2 separate regions of the Homo sapiens genome follow, and region 2 is linked to region 1. The links are chromatin loops, found by intact Hi-C in ENCODE. Cell type or tissue: GM12878. All regions are shown on one strand. Links, peaks and the distances in the headings refer to the core of each region. The heading gives the core; the rest is flanking DNA.

Evidence for each region. A loop is a pair of places that touch in the nucleus more often than their neighbours do. Peaks named below come from ENCODE experiments on the same cell type or tissue, not always from the same donor. Only the 100,000 strongest peaks of a DNase experiment are listed, where the experiment ranks them.
Region 2: a loop joins it to region 1, with 2.7 times the contacts of the local background. A loop is called at or near these places in 2 of 110 quality-filtered maps.

The regions. Positions count from the first base shown.
Region 1 is chr15:77,181,426-77,192,385 of GRCh38, reverse strand. PEAK1 (pseudopodium enriched atypical kinase 1) reads left to right here. Exons shown (of 10, transcript NM_001385026.1): 7 at 10,346-10,960. The coding sequence starts at 10,460. Among named protein-coding and RNA genes, the nearest start is that of LINC00597, 38 kb to the left of the region's middle. RefSeq lists enhancers at 4,422-4,641, 10,461-10,550. In GM12878, for the core only: a CTCF peak has its summit at 5,690 (motif pointing left); DNase peaks (open chromatin) are centred at 4,435, 5,675 and 6,777; H3K27ac peaks cover 1,945 bases.
Region 2 is chr15:76,985,996-76,992,695 of GRCh38, reverse strand. No RefSeq gene overlaps it. Among named protein-coding and RNA genes, the nearest start is that of PSTPIP1, 5.8 kb to the left of the region's middle. RefSeq lists an enhancer at 4,165-4,324. In GM12878, for the core only: no CTCF peak of the experiment used is centred there; DNase peaks (open chromatin) are centred at 4,065 and 4,399; H3K4me3 peaks cover 1,357 bases; H3K27ac peaks cover 1,947 bases.

The sequences.
Region 1 (10,960 bases), core at 2,709-7,708:
CTCATGCACATCTGGAGTTCTCGAATGCCCTGGCCACAGTTCCCATCCTTCATGGTCCATCACTGGCCTCATCACTTCAGTTACTAAACCCAAGTCTCATTTTTCTAACTTTATTCTGTAATAAAATAAAACTAACTAAAGAATTGTCACTTTGCCTTTTTCATTTTCTCTCTCATCCACCTCAGCATCCTGCATCTTCTTTACTGCTCTCACTAAACCACTTGCAGTCAAGGTTTAGAGTCAAGTTTACATAAGTAAATAGTAATTAAAGATCTGGATATTTCTCAATGGGAAGAATTTTAAATCACACATTTTGTTTTAGAATGTGTTTGTTATTTCCATTCGGACATCATCTGTCTCATGATTTTCTACAGTTAAAGTAGTGCAGTTGGTGCTAGCTTGATTGTCCACATTTCAGTATATCTCTGGGAAACTGATCCTGGGTTTTGATCTATACAGACCACAGGGTCATCTTTAGTCACTCTTATTATCCCACTGGTTGATAAAAATTATCAATTTAGCCTCTCACATCAGCCCCTGCTTGTTAATTCCCACTGCCACTATATTAGTTTGGGGCCTTCTCTGGACTAGTATTATACTAGTTGAAACAACTACATTACCTTTCACCTTGCCTCCTGTCAATATATTCTTTCCATTTCCACCTGAATTCTTAAAGCACAATAGTATCACATTACCTTATTGCTCAGCAACTCCTTCCTGATAGAATCTGACAGCATCTCTTGAAATTGATGCAAAACACAAGTCCAAGATGGAATGCTAAAGTTTCCTTGCAAGTCACTTGCTCAGAACTTGGAGTATGTTTTCCCTGTAGAAGCAATAAGTCTTAAACAGGTTTACAAGGCAGCTAAAACTTTCAATTAAATCATCCATGATAACTGAAGTCTAACCTAAGCATAGTTAACAGTGTTCCCATTGAAATAGCTTCCCAAGTGCCCAATTGGTATGTCAAGATGGGGTGTGGATATGTGTGGAGGAGATTAGAGGGATCATACCCCTTCCTGGCCTCCGCTGGATGTAGAAATTTAATAAAAGGAGAAAATAACTAATATTTATTAAGTGCTTACTATGAATCAGCCTTCGAGTTAGGCATTTTATATATTTTATCTTAATTCATTTTCATAAGAGCTTTGTTTGACGGTAGTTATTATACTCCTTTAACAGATTCTTAGCAAATTAGTAATGTGAATAAGATCACAAGAGGAATGCTTACCTGACATAAGAGATTATTGTTTTTAAGCACTACTTTTCAAACTTTGGTAATTTATAGACCTCCTTTTAACTGAAAAAAATAACTGTGCTCTGTCAGTGTTGACGTACATTATTATAATTTTACTTAAATACAAAAAACATAAAGTTAGGTATAAATTCTTTATGCTTATAGTTGTCATTTAGCTATAAAACAAATTTGAAAGTTAAGTACAAAAAAACCCTGCAAAACTAATGAAATGCAAATTAACAGCAATTTAATATAATAGATGAAGTTTTGCTGAAACTAAATTGCTGCTTACTGTGTGGGTAAGGAGCTGCCAGCCACCCTAGTTTTCTTTGCAGTTTTCATTACCATTGGCTGTCTTCTTATGCCACATTTCTTTCTACGGTATTGAAAATTCAAGATTGGTACAATACACAGTGGTTGCACCATGATGTCATTTTGGTCTTTACTTGGTAGAACTGTATCATCTACATATTAAGTGAGCCTTTCTTTTCTCATTATTTCTTACAGTTAAAGTAGTGTGCTTGGTGTCAGCTCATATTAGAAACAGAAAGGTATTTGTAGTCCTGGAAATTATATTGCTGTGCTTAGTTAATATGGCCATTGCAATGATCCTGCCTGTGTTTACATTAGTTTATTTTAGATGTAAACTTTACTTTCAGTTTAATATTCAGCTCTTTTGGAGAACTCATAGACCCTTGAAAACACATCCCAGATTCCAGTGTGAGAAGTATTCTTTGACTGCATTTTAAGTTATGTATTTACAACCATTAAGAAAATAATTCCAACTTATTTATTAGAACAGGTCCAAATATCTGCACTAGGAAAGACTAGTTTATTATGGTATTTCCTCAAAAGCAATAAATCTATACTTCTTCAAAGTATTGTGTAATTCAGACTTTCATTAATTTAGAAGTACTTTTTCCCTTTAAAAGTCTAAATTATAAATGTTTTACAGTATGTATTGTTCACTCTTTTCTATAGCTGGGAAAGGTAAAATTTCTTTTAATTGGAAAAATAATGCCTCCTGCCAAACATAAAGTAACACAAGACAATAAAGCCTCCAAAAATGAGTGAAGAGTGGTAGAAAATGACATTGCTCACTCTGATTATGTGGCTATAAACATTCAAGCAGGATTTTTCTTAGAATCATTAACTATTTTCTTATTTCTCCTTCCTTCCCAATTTCCTTTTTCCCACCTTCTCTTATTTGAATTTTGCTCTGCCCTTATTTAGTCTCTTTCTTATTCCCTGTCTTCTCACATCTCAATCAGCTGTGACTCCCTAATTTAGCCTGCAGTCCAGCTTTCTTCACTTGGCAGTTGGCTCTGAGGTTGAGGGCAATGGAGAAGAGGAACAGAGCAAGGTGACTGATAGCAACATCTCACCAACTCACTCTCAACCAGCCACTTCAGTGGCCCCTCCAAATCAGAGTGGTTCCTGACTTGGAGAGCTGGATGAAAGATCATGCTTAATTTGCCTCGTAATATTACTTCCTCAACACTCTGAAACACAAAAAACACAACTTTGAGACAGCCTACTAGCTAAGTTTATGCCTGTTTGTTTCCTTCTGGCTTATTCTGCAGTGAGCACCTGGACTGATCATCTTAGAGCTGAGGAGGGGAAGGTGTGGGTGTGCCTATTTCTTACACTTCTTCATTCATGGTGGAATTCCACTATGGTGGACAGTGCTGCTGCTGCTGCTGCTGCTGTGTGGACTGTCTTTCAGACACTGCCATGTTTATGTTTAAAGCAGCCTCCAGATGCCATGAAGCTATACCATTTATGCATGCATACGTGCATGCATGCATTCATCCTGGCTCTGCCATTTACTAGCTATGTGACCTTGGGCAAGTTTCAGTTTCTTCATCAGTAAAGTAGGGCAAATAATAGTATGTCTATCATAGAGTTTTGTGAGAATTATGAGGTGTTTGTTTTGTTTTGTTTTTTTGAGATAGAGTCTCGCTCTGTTGCCTAGGCTGGAGTGCAGTGGCGCGATCTCGGCTCACTGCAACCTCCCCCTCCCAGGTTCAAGTGATTCTCCTGCCTCAGCTTTCTGAGTAGCTGGGACTACAGGCGCGCACCACCACGCCTGGCTAATTTTTGTATTTTTAGTATGGACAGAGTTTCACCATGTTGGCCAGGCTGGTCTCAAACTCCTGACTTCAGGTGATCTGCCCGCCTTGGCCTCCCAAAATGTAGTGTTGGGATTACAGGCTTGAGCCACCGCACCTGGCCGAATTATGAGTTTTTATGGGTAAAGGGCCTGGTACTTAGTAGTAAATGCTAACTAGAATTATTCTTGAGTGAAAACATTTATTTAGTATCCAATGTATTCCAAACAATTCAAGAGATATAGAGAGGAAAAACACTTAGACCTGCCTTCTGGGGACTTACATAATTACAAAACAATGTGGTATAATCGAGTTAGGCAAAACTTCATCACAGAGGTAAAATTTAAACTGCATCTTGAAGGATAAATAGGGTTTCAACAAATGGAACAGCATTAGAGGAAATACATTCCAAGCAGAAGAAAAAGCTTGTGAATAAAATAAAACTATAAAAGACTATGGAGTCTTGGCTGTTATTAGATAATACTTTAACTTCTTCTCTGATGTATACCTTCTTAAATAGGGGTCTAAAGTGGTTTCAGGGAACATTTTGGAACTTCTAATCTTATAACTAGTTATTACCAAGTTTATAATAATTATTATTAGTAGTAGTTAACTGATTCGTCAAAGAGTTTGAATTTAAAAATTAGTTGGAACTGAGCGGTGCTGCTTTGCAGGGGTGCATTTGTTGTTACATGATTCTTATCCTGAGATGACTACCATGTGACAGGAGCAGTGAACTGTTAGAAAAACTGTTGTGGTTAGAACAATTGGAACTGGATGGGCTTCTGGAGATTTCATTAAGTTTCCAAAATTAAGCAGATTTTACTTTGGTTTCTTCTTTAGATAGGAGAACCTCATGTTCTTGTGATAGCAAGGAATGATAATTTTTTTTTTCAGTCAGATCTCAAGAAAGTCCCTTTTACTCATGGAATTTCCATTTGTGTACCAAATTTAAGCTGTGTTTTATCTTCTGCAAAACTTCTTCCTGCAGCTTTGCTTTCACTTCCTCTCCCCACCCTTTTAGTCATATACTGAAGAGTTTGGCAGCTGGTTGAGGTGTCAGGTCAGCATTTTTCACTGTGGAAGAAGGAAAGGTTGGGAACAGTGACGTGGGTATGGTTGTCACATTTTCCTTTCCTTTTTTTTAAGTGACCCACATGTTCTTTAACAAAAGCCTAGTGAGAACCTTGACTTGTAAATTGTTCCCTAGCATCCTGGAGATGGACTAATATGTGGGATGACATATAGGCAATAGATCCTCACTGAGAGTGTCCTTAAAAGCCCACGTACAGCAGTGAGGATTCTTGACTCTGCCTCCATGGCAATGTGACAGATTTTATGGAGAGAGATGGTGGGCTTCGGGAGTCACAGAATTGGAGGAGCTTAGCAGTTCATTCTCCATCCTCCTTTATTATTAACAGATTCTCCTTGGGTGCCTTTAGGAAATGCTGTATATATGGTGTTTAATCTCCCACCTACACACTTTCCTTTTCTTCACTAATGGAAATTGAATCCAGCTTGAGGAGCTCCAGCTCTTTCTGCTGGCCAGTTTATTTCAAGATTGAAATCCATTGTGGATTTGTTTGTTGTTTTTTTGTATTTTTGTGGGGTTTTTTTTTGGTATCAAATCTGCCTGAAACTGTTGGACTAGAAGCAAACTAATTATTGTCATTGTATGGCAGTAGAGAGAATAAAAAACAGTAATAGGTTCTTAAAAAGCTGTCATGACTTGAAGTGAAATAGGCCACTCTTGAATAGCTTAATCTATAGCCTGAAGGGCTTTGGTCCTGAAAACTGTCAAATATGAAATAGGATTTTAGATCATGGAATCCTGGCTACCTCCTAGGGGCAGCTTCAGCCATTAAACTCTCCCATAGACTATTTCATCTAGAAGATTTGCTTTGAGATTATAAGGAATGTGGAGGTAAATGAGCTTTTCTTATCAAACATTCCATTTGGGTGCTCTGTATCAGACCTGTTCTGGCAAATAAATAGAAGACACCAGGATAGACTGTTTTATTTCCTTGTGTAAGTGCCTCAGGAGACACATTTCTTATTTCTCAAGCATAACTTTGGAGACTGGAGTTTCCCATTTGGGGAGCGTTGGTGTTGAGCAGGGAAAGCTGCTAGTTATTGATTGCCACTGAAGTCATTTCACAAAGGCTGTAAAACCCAAGGATTGCTCTTTGGACAGACCTGCATCTGGTACAGATTCCCCCTCTATGAGACTGTTGTAGGTTAAAATAGTTTTGACAGTGTCTTTAAGTGCACCTCTTTGTCTCCAAATATAATTAGTGTTTAAAATGAAGCCCTCGTGGTTAAGGTTTTGTGGCTTAGACAGCAGCTCCATCTGGTGCTTGCTAAAGGTGTTTGCCTGGTTCATGTCTCGGTTTTTTTGTTTTTTGTTTTTTATTATTATACTTTAAGTTTTAGGGTACATGTGCACAATGTGCAGGTTTGTTACATATGTATAAGTGTCTCGGTTTTAAACCAGATGAATACAGATGGACACAAACTTGTAAACGAATGTCATATGCAACATGGGTTCCTAGTGCACACAACACTGACATAAGCAAATGGTGTTCCTGGTGAGTCTCATTTGGCTATTCTGTTGATAAGTGATAGCTGTTAATCAGCTTAGCCATCTTTTGACTGAATTAACTTACTTTTACTCAAAGTGGGGAATTATTTTTACTATTATCTACTAGTCTTTGAAAAAGCAAATATATTGTACTACTTACAAAGAGAAAACTTAATCCCACTCTTATCAGAGTCTGTTTAACTTGGTTAACAAGATATTATGCCAAGATGCCTTATTCTTTTTTGTATTCAGTGCTGCATAGTGCTAAGTACACAGGGAATTTTTTAATTTAAATTCTTGGTGACTGACAGGAACTGCCCCCAAACTGTTAATAAAAGTTACTTCTGAATAATAAGTTTACATATGGTTTCTATTTTCTTTATGCTTTTCTGAGTTTCCACAGTGAGCATATACAACAAAAGAAAAAAACATCTACCAAAAAAGGTAAAAACAAAACATATTGTAGGTAGTTGTAGCCTTGAGTCCCAGTTCTGGGTCTTTCTTATTTACTGTGTGTCCTTAGGAAAGTCACTGTCTCTTCTAGGCTTCGATTCCTTTGTCCATAAAACACAGTTGAATTAGAAACCTGCACAGTTTTAACATTCTAAGTATTGTGATTCTTTCCTCTTTCCTGTTTTTTCAGCCTCTCACCCTGGCCTGTATCTTTCCCCAATATTACCATTCAACATTATCTAGGTTTTCCCATCTTAAAATAAGGAAATCCTTTCTGGACCCCCATCCTCCTAGCTCCTTCTTGCTTCTCCTTCCTGCCTACTCTTCTCCAAAAGTTATCTACCATTGCTCTATTATCTCACTCTTCAACTCACTGCAGTCTGGTTTCCATCCCCACCACTGAACCAAATAGTTCATGCTAAGGTCACAGATGAGCTCATGTTGCCAAGTCCAATGGGCATGTATGTAAGTCCTCATTTTCCGTTACCTCTCAGCAGCATTTGAAATAGTTATTGTCTTTCTCCTTCATGACATTTCCTCATCTGGCTTCTGTGTCATCACACCTTGGCTGTTAGTTTTCAGTTAGGGGAGAGGAAGTAGCCCCTTCTCCCTGGTTCACCCACCAAGGCCACCTCCTCAGCTCACTATTTTCTTTTCGGCCTAAATATCTCTATACTAGTAATTCCTAAGCAGAGGAGAACCACAGAATTCTCATCCATGTTTCAGACTCCTAAATTCATATACTGTCTTGTATGCAGGGTGACAAAATATGGACTCATAGTCTTCCCTTCAAAAGTTGCACCTCCTCCAATGTTGTCATCTCAGTAAATGGCTCCATAATCATTTGAATACATAAACCTAAAACCTCAATACTTTTTACTCTTCAAAATCCAGTCATTCCTGCATCTTTCTCTGCCTTCCCTGACACCACATCCTAATCCAGATCCTCATCAGATCTTAGTTTGCCTATGTCAGTCTTTTAAGCCTCCTGTCCTGTTCTTCCCGAGTCCATTTTCTACATAGCAGCAGAGCTGTCTTTTTAAAGTCAGGTTTATTGAAGGTAAATTTACATGTAGTAAAATTCACTTTTTTTAAGTGCGTAGTTCTATGAGTTGTTTGTTTGTCTTAGACTGTGGTGCAGTGGCACAATGCAACCTCGGCTCACTGCAACCTCCGCCACCCAGGTTCAAGCAATTCTCATGCCTCAGCCTCCTGAGTAGCTAAGATTACGGGCATACACCACCATGCCTGGCTAATTTTTGTATTTTTGGTAGAGACAGGATTTCACCATGTTGGCCAGGCTAGTCTCAAACTCCTGGCCTCAAGTGATCCACCCGCCTCAGCCTCCCACAGTGCTGGGATTACAGGCATGAGCTACCGCGCCCAGCCTACCTGCCGGTTCTGTGAGTTTTGACAAATGTATGCAGTTATGTAACCACTGCCACCTAACATTTAGATTGTTTCCAGCTTTTGGCTGTAAACCTTTGTGTATTGGTTTTAGTGTAAACAAAAGTTTTTATTTATCTTGGGTAAATACCTAGGAGTGGGATTGCTGGGCTCCAAGGTAAGTTTATGATTAACTCTATAAGAAACTGCAAAACTGTTTTTCAGAATACCTGAACCATTTACATTCCCACCAGCAATATATGAGTTTCAATTGCTTCACATCCTCGCTAGCATCAGTTGTTTTTGTTTTAATTTTATTTTAACCATTCTAATAAATGTGTAGTGGTAGCACATTGTAGTTTTAATTTGCACTTCCATGTGGCTAATTATATTTACAATATTATAAATTTTATTTACTACAATATTATAAATATTGTAAATTATATTTACAATTTTTATATTGTTTAAATGCAATCCATGTATCTTTGGCTGGGCACAGTGTCTCATGCCTGTAATCTCAACATTTTGGGGAGGCCGAGGCAGCTGGGTCCCTTGAGCCCAAGAGTTTGAGACCACCCTGGACAACATGGAGAAACCCCATCTCTATAAAAAAAATAGAAAAATTAGCCAGGCATAGTGGCATGTGCCCATAGTCCCAGCTACTCCAGAGGCTGAGGTGAGAGGCTTGATTGAGCCAGGGAGGTTGAGGCTGCAGTGAGCTGTGATCATACCACTACACACCAGACTGGGTGACAGAGTGAGATCCTGTCTCAAAAAAAAAGATCAAAAATCATATATATTTGGTTAAGTGTCTGCTCAAATCTTTTACCTGTTTTTTATTGGGTTTTTCTTTTTGTTGAGTTTTGAAAGTTCTTTATATATTCCAAATACAAAGTCCTTTGTCAGATATGAATGTTTCACATAATTTCTCCTACTCTGGGGTTTGTCTTCATTCTCTTGTCATTTTTTTTTTGGCAAATGTTTTTGATAAAAGGCAAAATATATTTAGGTACAATATTTTATAACAGAGGTTTGCTAGTGAGAAGAATGAAATTCCATTTTGGGGAGGATAACATTGTGCTTGATGGGGGTTCAAAGTTAGTACTTCCTCTCATCAAAATTGATTACAAATGTTCATCTATTAATTCATATCTGTAATGAAATTTTACGTATTTCATAATTTTATTTTATAATTTTATGTATTATCTTTGAAAAATGTAATTTCACACAGCTGATAGATGCACCAGTGGAAATCCTGCAATTTGTAGAGTGCCACAAAGCAGTAAAAGTGAAGCATACAGTCTGTGTGTCACACATTTCATAGCTACTCATCTCTCCATTGTAGCACAGAAGCCACCATAGGCAAATGAGTATGTAAACAAATGAGTGTGACTGGCGTTCCAATGGAGCTTTATTTGTGGGTACTGAATTTAGAATTTCATATAATTTTCACTTGTTGCAGAACATTATTCTCGTTTTGATTTGTTTCCAACCATTTAAAAACATAAAAAGCATCCTTAACCTTGGGATACAAAAACAGGAATAAGCTACATTTGGCCTCTGGGCTATAATTTGCTTACCTTTCCCCCTTCTTCCCCCCTTCATCTATCAGTGTTTTATAGTTTTGCTCATATAGATTCTAGATTTTACACATATTTTGTTGGACTTATATACGTAAGAATTTCATGGGTTTTGGTCAGAGCTGTCTTTTTAAAATGCAAATTGGATTATGTTGTTTCCCCTATTCAAGACCCTTCAGTGGCTTCCCACTGCTCTTAGGATAAACTCTATAATCTTTAAAAGCCTAAAAGGCCTTGCATGATCTGGCCCCTGGTCTCCTTTTCAGCCTTTTTTTTTTTTTTTTTTTTGAGACAAGGTCTCACTCTGTCACCCAGGCTGAAGTACTGTGGCACAATCTGCTCACTGCAACCTCCACCTCCCAGGCTCAAACAATCCTCCTGCCTCAGCTTCCTGAGTATCTGGAACTATAGGTGTGTGCTACCACACCCAGCTAATTTTTATATTTTTTTTAGAGATGGGATTTTATCATGTTAGCCAGGCTGGTCTTGAACTCCTGGGCTCAAGGGATCTTCCCACCTTGGCCTGCCTCCCAACATGCTGAGATTACAGGCATGAGCCACTGCACCCAGCCCCGAAGCTTCATTTTCAATGCATTGAGTTTGAGGAGTCTACGAAATGTCTAAAACATTCAAGGGTAGGTGGAAGAAGAGGAATCTATAATGGGCTGGGAAGTGTTAGAGAAATTGGTGGATAACAGAAGGAGTGGTATCAAAGGCATTTCTGGGAGGGAAGGTCACAGAATCATTGCAACAGAGACATCAAGCTGAAGATTATGTATGGATAGATAAGAGTGCATAAAATTATAGTTAAAAAGCTCACTTTCCAAATGCTGATTGGCTAAAGGGAAATTACAAAGTACACAAATTAGTTTAGCTCTCAGTCTTTTAATTTAAGGAAAAGTTTAGGAATGGAGTCAGTTTTTTCAAGTCACTAATAATGGTAAGTCTCATAGTGCCTTTTTCATTCAGATTTTTTGTCTTCTTTTCCCCTCCACAGATTGATCATTCTTAGAAGAGCTGCTGTAACACATAGGGGAAGTGAAAACTAACAGATGAAAGTTTTGTCATGCACTGAAAGAAAAGCATTGTCTGTGAAGTTCTATTTTTAAAAATGTCTGCTTGTAACACCTTTACTGAACATGTTTGGAAACCTGGTGAATGCAAGAATTGCTTTAAACCTAAAAGTTTGCACCAGCTTCCCCCAGACCCTGAGAAGGCACCCATCACCCATGGCAATGTGAAAACTAATGCCAATCACAGTAACAACCACCGCATCAGGAACACGGGCAATTTCCGGCCTCCTGTGGCTAAAAAACCCACTATAGCTGTGAAGCCCACTATGATAGTGGCAGATGGGCAAAGTATATGTGGTGAGCTTAGCATCCAAGAACACTGTGAGAACAAACCTGTCATCATAGGGTGGAACCGAAACAGAGCTGCCTTGAGTCAGAAACCACTTAACAATAATAATGAAGATGATGAAGGAATTAGCCATGTTCCTAAGCCTTATGGCAATAATGATAGTGCAAAGAAGATGTCAGATAACAATAATGGACTAACTGAAGTGTTAAAGGAGATAGCAGGCTTGGATACTGCCCCTCAGATAAGAGGA
Region 2 (6,700 bases), core at 1,701-6,700, 200 kb after region 1:
TGAGGGCTTCAGCTCAGTCTCTCTGAGTTTCTCTTGCATTTACGATCTTCCTCCTTGGGCTGGAGGCCAAGGAGCTGCAGCAGCTCATCTACAACTCCAGACACAGCCACAAGCAGAGAAAGAAAAGGACACCTGCCCTTGTGTCTCATTTTCTCCAAAGCCCCTGCACCCTCCCTTCTGCCCAGCTCCCCAGGAGACCTTCCCTTGTGTCTCCTTGGCCCTAGGTGGGTCACGTGCTCATACTTCCCCATGGTTGGCCTTGCGAATGGGCAGCCGGGGATGCCGAAAGCCAACCACGTGACCACCACAACCTTCTCCTCAGCCCAGGCACACAAGCACTGCTGAGCACCAACTCCTGCAGGGTCCTGCTGGGACCGGGGCCTCAAGGGGAGGCAGACTTGGTTTTTGCTCTGAGGGGCCTAGAGACTGACAGACAGGTTCTAGGGAGTTCTTTCTCCATAAGGAGTGGCTCAGAGCGGGTGAGACCAGAAGAAGATATTGTGATGACTTTTACAGGAATGAGGTCTGGTTGGGGCAGGTGCGATGGGGCTTGAGTGGATTGGTGGGATGTCAGGGAGATGGAGGAGCAAGACTGAGATGTCTGAGTGCCCCTCAGAAAAGAGTACTGTCTTAGGGGGCCCCTATTCACACCAGCCCCACCCACACCCAGGCCCAGGCCCTTGGGGAGAGGAATCCATCCCTGAAAATCACCGCTTTTTAGTGACTGTTCCAGCTGCTTCAAAACAATTTGCCTTGAGGTCTGTGCAGTTGTGCCTCAGGCCAGGCTGTGGGGGCATACCCCTCCCAGGCAGAGCCCCTGCCTGTTTTGCCTGGTATCTGAACACATCTGCTTGAAGAATTCAAGAAGCAGTAGCTACAAGGATTGAGAATAAAATGCAAAATCAGTTTTTATAACATTTATTGTCACAGCCCCCACCACTGACTGGCAGGACTCCGCTCCTGAAGACACTTCATCCATCCCTCTGAGCCACAGAAACAACAAAACCAGTAACAACAGCTGCCACAGAAGGAGGATCAATATTTACAGGACCTCCATCACTTTCACAAGCTTGATCTCACTGATTGCTCACTGCCTGGACAGCTACATAATTTGCGAGTCCAGTGCAAAATAAAAATGTGAGACCTCTTACTCAAAAAGCAGGGACAAAATTGCCGTTAAAGGTACTAATCTATAAAACTTGTTTCTTTACTGCAGTCTCTCTCTCAACCTGGAATGGTGTTTTTGATTTGTTATTTAACGTTACACTCCCTTGGGCATGGGAATATCTGTGGGACAACTTGCCCCGCCCCACCCTCTGACTTGACTCAGTTCTGTGTGAAATTCACCAGTTGCTGGACTTCTCCTCCTGTCAGCCACCACGCTGATCTGCATTCTGCGTTCCCCAGCGGAGGTTGGGGAAGTCAAGCCAGGCATTGCCATTTCCCATGGACCTGCCTCACCAACCCACAGCGGACAGGCAGTCCCCAGGGGTGTTGCAAAATCCAGGCCAGGATGCACTAGGAACCAGGGTCAGAAGTGAGTGAGAGGCTCAGCCCCCTGAGTCGCCTGTTGAATTTGCCATGGTGTTGCCAGCCTGGGGCAGGGGCCACATTGCCATGGCCAATCCTCAGATGCTACCAGGTGTGCCCTTGACCCGGACTGTCCCCATGCCTGCACTCAGGTCTCTGCTGGGGGCAGAGTGTGGCAGTGGTTGCTAGGCAGAAGTGGAGAAGACTGAGAACAAGTCCAGGGGAGGCAGTTGGAAGCAGGACCACAGGAGCCAAGGCTCCAAGTCCTTGATGTATGCTTCATTGTCCCACCAGACTGTACTTAAGAAAAGCAAATTCAAAAATAATGTGATTAAGAATTCCAAGACAGCAATCTCAGAGCATTAGACCCCAAGTACAATTTGCTTACACGAGTTGTACATCTATGAAACCAACCCTGCTCACTCCTGTCTGCTCTCTACACAGCAGAGTGACATTTTCAGATCCACATTTGGTCATATCAACGTCCCACTGTCACCTTGCCATGATTTTCCATTACTCTCAGGACAATGGCCATTGCCCTTACATGGCCTACAGACCCTGCATAATTTGGTCCCAGCCTACTCTTCAAAACTTCAACTCCCATTATGCCTCTCTCAATTTCTGATACTGCTTCCTGGACCATCTTTCAATTCCTCCATTCTGCCTCATTCTCTTCTTTCCCGGGTCCTTCACACATGATCACCCCTCTGCCTGGAAGCTTCTTCCCGTTCCATCCTAGACCCTGCCTTGGCCCAGCTAACTACTCCTTATCCCTTGGCCCTCTTATCAAATGTCACCTCTTCAGGAAAGCCTTTCCTGACCAATAAATGGATGGACAAATGGACAAAATGCAGGCAAGATGGAAAGCAAATAAACATCTTTTTTCTTTTTTCCTTTTTTTTTTTTTTTTTTTTTGGGACAGTGTCTCGCTCTGTCGCCCAGGCTGGAGTGCAGTGACACAGTCTTGGCTCACTGCAGACTCTGCCTCCCAGGTTCAAGCAGTTCTCCCAGCCTCAGCCTCCCAAGTAGCTGGGATTACAGGCATGCACCATCATGCTTGGCTAATTTTTATATTTTTAGTAGAGACAGGGTTTCACAGTGTTGGCCAGGCTGGTCTCAAACTCCTGACCTCAGGTGATCTGCCTGCCTTGGCCTCCCAAACTGCTGGGATTATAGGTGTGAGCCACTGCACCTGGCCGAATAAACACCATTTTGAAGGAAGTTCAGCCAAGTTCTCAGGGGCTGGAAGAGAAGACGTTGTTGGGGGAATAGCTCTCAGAGGTGAGGCTGACACCAAGCTGGAGGGCGGGACTGCACTCTGAGGGTCCTAAGATTCTAATTTGTTATCCAGGAAGAATCTAAAGCGAGAGCTTCCAGCCTTCTGAAGAGGGGCAGGGGCTGGAAAGAAGAGGGAGAGAAGGAGGGTCTGAAAGCTCTTTGGTGACATTCGAAGAGCCAGGAGGCCCTTGCCATGAATTTCATTTGGAGATGGCATTGCCACTGGTCCAAGGGGTAGGGCAAGTGACGCACGCTTCTCCCTTCTGCAGGGGAGCATCTGTCCTGCAGGAGTAATTCTCAACCTGCCATCAGCTTATGGCCAGAAGGGCATTCATGAGTCGGCCATTTAGACCTCGGTGGATGCACTGTCATGACGCTGCCCATGGCTGTAGGGTTGTGCACCCATCCCATGGCTGAAGTGGGATGTTCCAGCACCTGGCCATGATGGTTCACTATTGCTGGGGGAAATACCTGTAGGGTCCCTCCAGGTGGCCAGAGGCACATGCCTACTGTACTGGGGCAACCACTGTCCACCCCACTTACCCTGTCCCAGATTGGAACAAGCTCCACTGCAGCACACCCACCAGCACTGACTGAGCCTTCCTGTCTGGGAACATGCAAATGAACAAGCTCAGCCCCTGCCAGTCTGGTGAGGGAGGCAGCCTAGGAAGGGAAAATGTGCTGTGCGCAGACAACAGAGAAAGGCTGTTGAGGAGCCTGGCCTGGGAAGTCCTCCCAAAGGAGGGGAGCTGGGTCTTGATTAATGGGAAAGAGCTCACCCGTGAGGCAGGAAGGGAGTTCCAGAATAACGCTAATAGTCTACTAGGGCTGTGCTGCATCAGGCTCTGCTGTAAGCACTTCCCATGCCTTATGTATCACTTAATCTTCCCAACAACAGTGTGAGGCATTACGGCCACATTCAACAGATAAGGAACCTGAGGCTTAGACAGGTCAGTTAACTTTTCGGAGTCCCATCGCTAAAAAGGGTCTTTCCTCCCCAGAGTGTGGGGCTGGCAGTGAGGGGCCAGGGCCTGGGGCAGAAACAGGATGAGGAAGAAGGGAAAAGCAAGTCCCCACTGAGGAGGAAGTGCAGAGCCCATGCGGGGTGGGGGTGTGGCGCTCAGATGGAGGCTCCTCTCCTCTGACTCCAGGAAATATCCTTGCCCCAGAGTCCTCCACTGGGGCTGAGGGTGTGGCCTTTGGCCTTCAGGATGTGATACAGTTTGTTTTTCAGTTTGCCCCCAGGGACAGCAGTTGCAAAAACTAAGGCCTCTTCCCACTCACACAGCTCGCCTGAGTTGACGAGGAGCTTTCAGGTTTACTAATTTGCAGCCACAAGAGTGTGACTCTGAGTTTCCAAGCATTATCAGTCGTCAGAAGCCGAGTGCCGGTCAGGATTCTTGAAAGACAGCAAAGAGGTGCAAAGTGGCCCTTCGGGAGGTGGCCCAGGAACTGGTGGGCATGGGGAAGGGGCCTCAGTGAGTCCCAGGAATCCACTGCCACCCGATCACTGGTCAGAGGACGGAGGACTGCAGTGATGGAAGAGCCTGCAGGGACTATCTGGAGGTGCTCAAACAGCACAAAGTGTGCCTACCAGAAGTGGGACTTTGTTAAAAAAAAAAAAAAAAAAAAAAGCAAAAGGCCAAGTCCCAACCTTGGCCTACTGACTGGGTGGGGCCAGGGAGTATAGATTTTAGGTTTCGTAAGTGAGTCAGTCATACACCTTGGAGGAGAACTCCTGCTATTGCCTTACTTTCTCATTTTACAAATGGGAAACTGAGGCCCAATAAGTGGGGTAGCAGGGCCCAGAGGGGGACCAGTAGAATGATCTCACTGACAGGGAAGGAAAGGCATAACCATCTCCCACCCCCCAACCCCTTTTCTAGCCTGTTTTGTTTTGTTTCCATTATGGCAGCTGTCTCTCAAAACAGCTTCAAAAATGTGTTTCTAGCATCCTCTCCCCCCTTGGGTTGGTTTTAATTCAGGTGGAAAATGACTTGTTCACAGTAAAGCAAAGCTTGATTTCAGCCCAGCTGGTGTTTAATTTTCCCTGAAAACCTAGGATTCAGAGGCAGGAGACCCCAACTTCAGTCTTGGCTGGGCCGGAAAATCAATAGGCAGAGACATGTGGTGGGCCCGTGTGCAGGCAAAGGGAGCAGCATGTGCTGAGGCTCGGAGTAGGGAAGCCCCAGCCTGTGCAAGGAGTGGAACTTGGGGTGGGGGGGGCGGGGGTAGATGATCCCTGGAGTCAGAGTTGGAAGAGGTCCAGCCTCACCTCACTGAGACTCAGTTACCTCACCTGGAAAACAGAAATGATGAGCCTACATATTTAAGCAGGTTACTTGTTTAAAGCTTAAACAAGATTCTGGCCAGCCGCAAGGGCTCACGCTTGTAATCCCAGCACTTTGGGAGGCTGAGGTGGGCGGATCGGTTGAGCTCAGGAGTTCAAGACCAGCCTGGGCGACAAAGCAAGATCCTGTCTCTACAAAAAAAATTAGCTGGGCATGATGGCATGTGCCTGTAGTCCCAGCTACCTGTGAAGCAGAGGTGACAAGATCACTTGGGCCTAGGAGGTTGTGGCTGCAGTGAGATGTGTATAATTGCACCACTGTACTCTAGCCTGGGTGACAGAGTGAGACCTTATCTCAAAAAAAAAAAAAAAAAAAAAGAAAGAAGGAAGGAAGGAAAGAAAGAAAGAAAGATAGATAGATACATGCCTACATCAGTGTTTGATAACATGAAAAGGCACCTAGTCCAGGTTCACCCACAGTAGACTCACAACCAGGGTGAGTCTCTGACTCTGTGAGTCTGAGACTCTCAACAGTAGACTCACAGTAGACCTGACAGTGTTGCTGCTGACAGCCCTGTCTGCTCAGCTGGAAAAGCCTCATTCCCAGGACTTCAAATTGTAGAACCAAGCTGAGGAGCGGCTGGAAGCCAGAGTAGCAAAGAGACTTCCCAGCCCCATGAAAGCCCACATCCTCAGGGTGCAGGCACTCGCTCTCTAGCTGCCTCCCAAGCCCCGCCCTAGTAGTACCTCCTCAGGTCATCTAGAAGAGGCAGGCTTTCTCATGCTTCTTTTTTTTTTTTGTAAATTTTTATTTTGGTATAATTTTAAATTCAGAGAAAAGAGTACAAAAAACTCCTGTCTGTTTTACCCAGATTCATCAGACTGTTTAAATTTTACTTCAACTGCTTTATTATTCTCTATTTTTATGTATGCATACTGATTTTTTTCTATTAGTTGGGTAAGTTGCAGACATGGTATCCCTTCACCCTTAAATTATTCAAGTGTATATTTCCTAAAAATGAGGAAATTCTCTTATATAACCACAGTACAGTTTTTTAAATTAAGAAATTTATCATTGGCCAGGCACGGTGGCTCACACCTGTAATCCCAACACTTTGGGAGGTGAGGCGGGCAGATTGCTTGAGCTCAGGAGTTCGAGACCAGCCTGGGCAACATGGCAAACTCCTATCTCTACAAGAAATTAGCCAGGCATGGTGGCATGTGTCTGAAGTCCCAGCTACTTGGGAGGCTGAGGTGGGAGGATTGCTTGAATTGGGGAGGTGGAAACTGCAATGAGCCTTGATCATGCCACTGCACTCCAGCCTGGGTGACAGAGTGAGACCCTCACTCAAAAAAAAAAAAAAGAAGAAAAAGAAGAAGAAATTTAACATCAATATAAGGCTATTGTCTAATTTGCACTCCATATTCAAATTTAATTTCATTAATTGTAATGTCCTTTAAAATTTTGTGTTTTTTTCTCTTGGTCTCCTTAATTCTGTGACAGTTCCCCAGTCTATCCTTGACTTTCATGACCTTGACACTTTGGAAGATTGCAGGCCAGTTGTTTCATAGAAAGCGTCTCAATTTGGGTTTGTGTCAAGT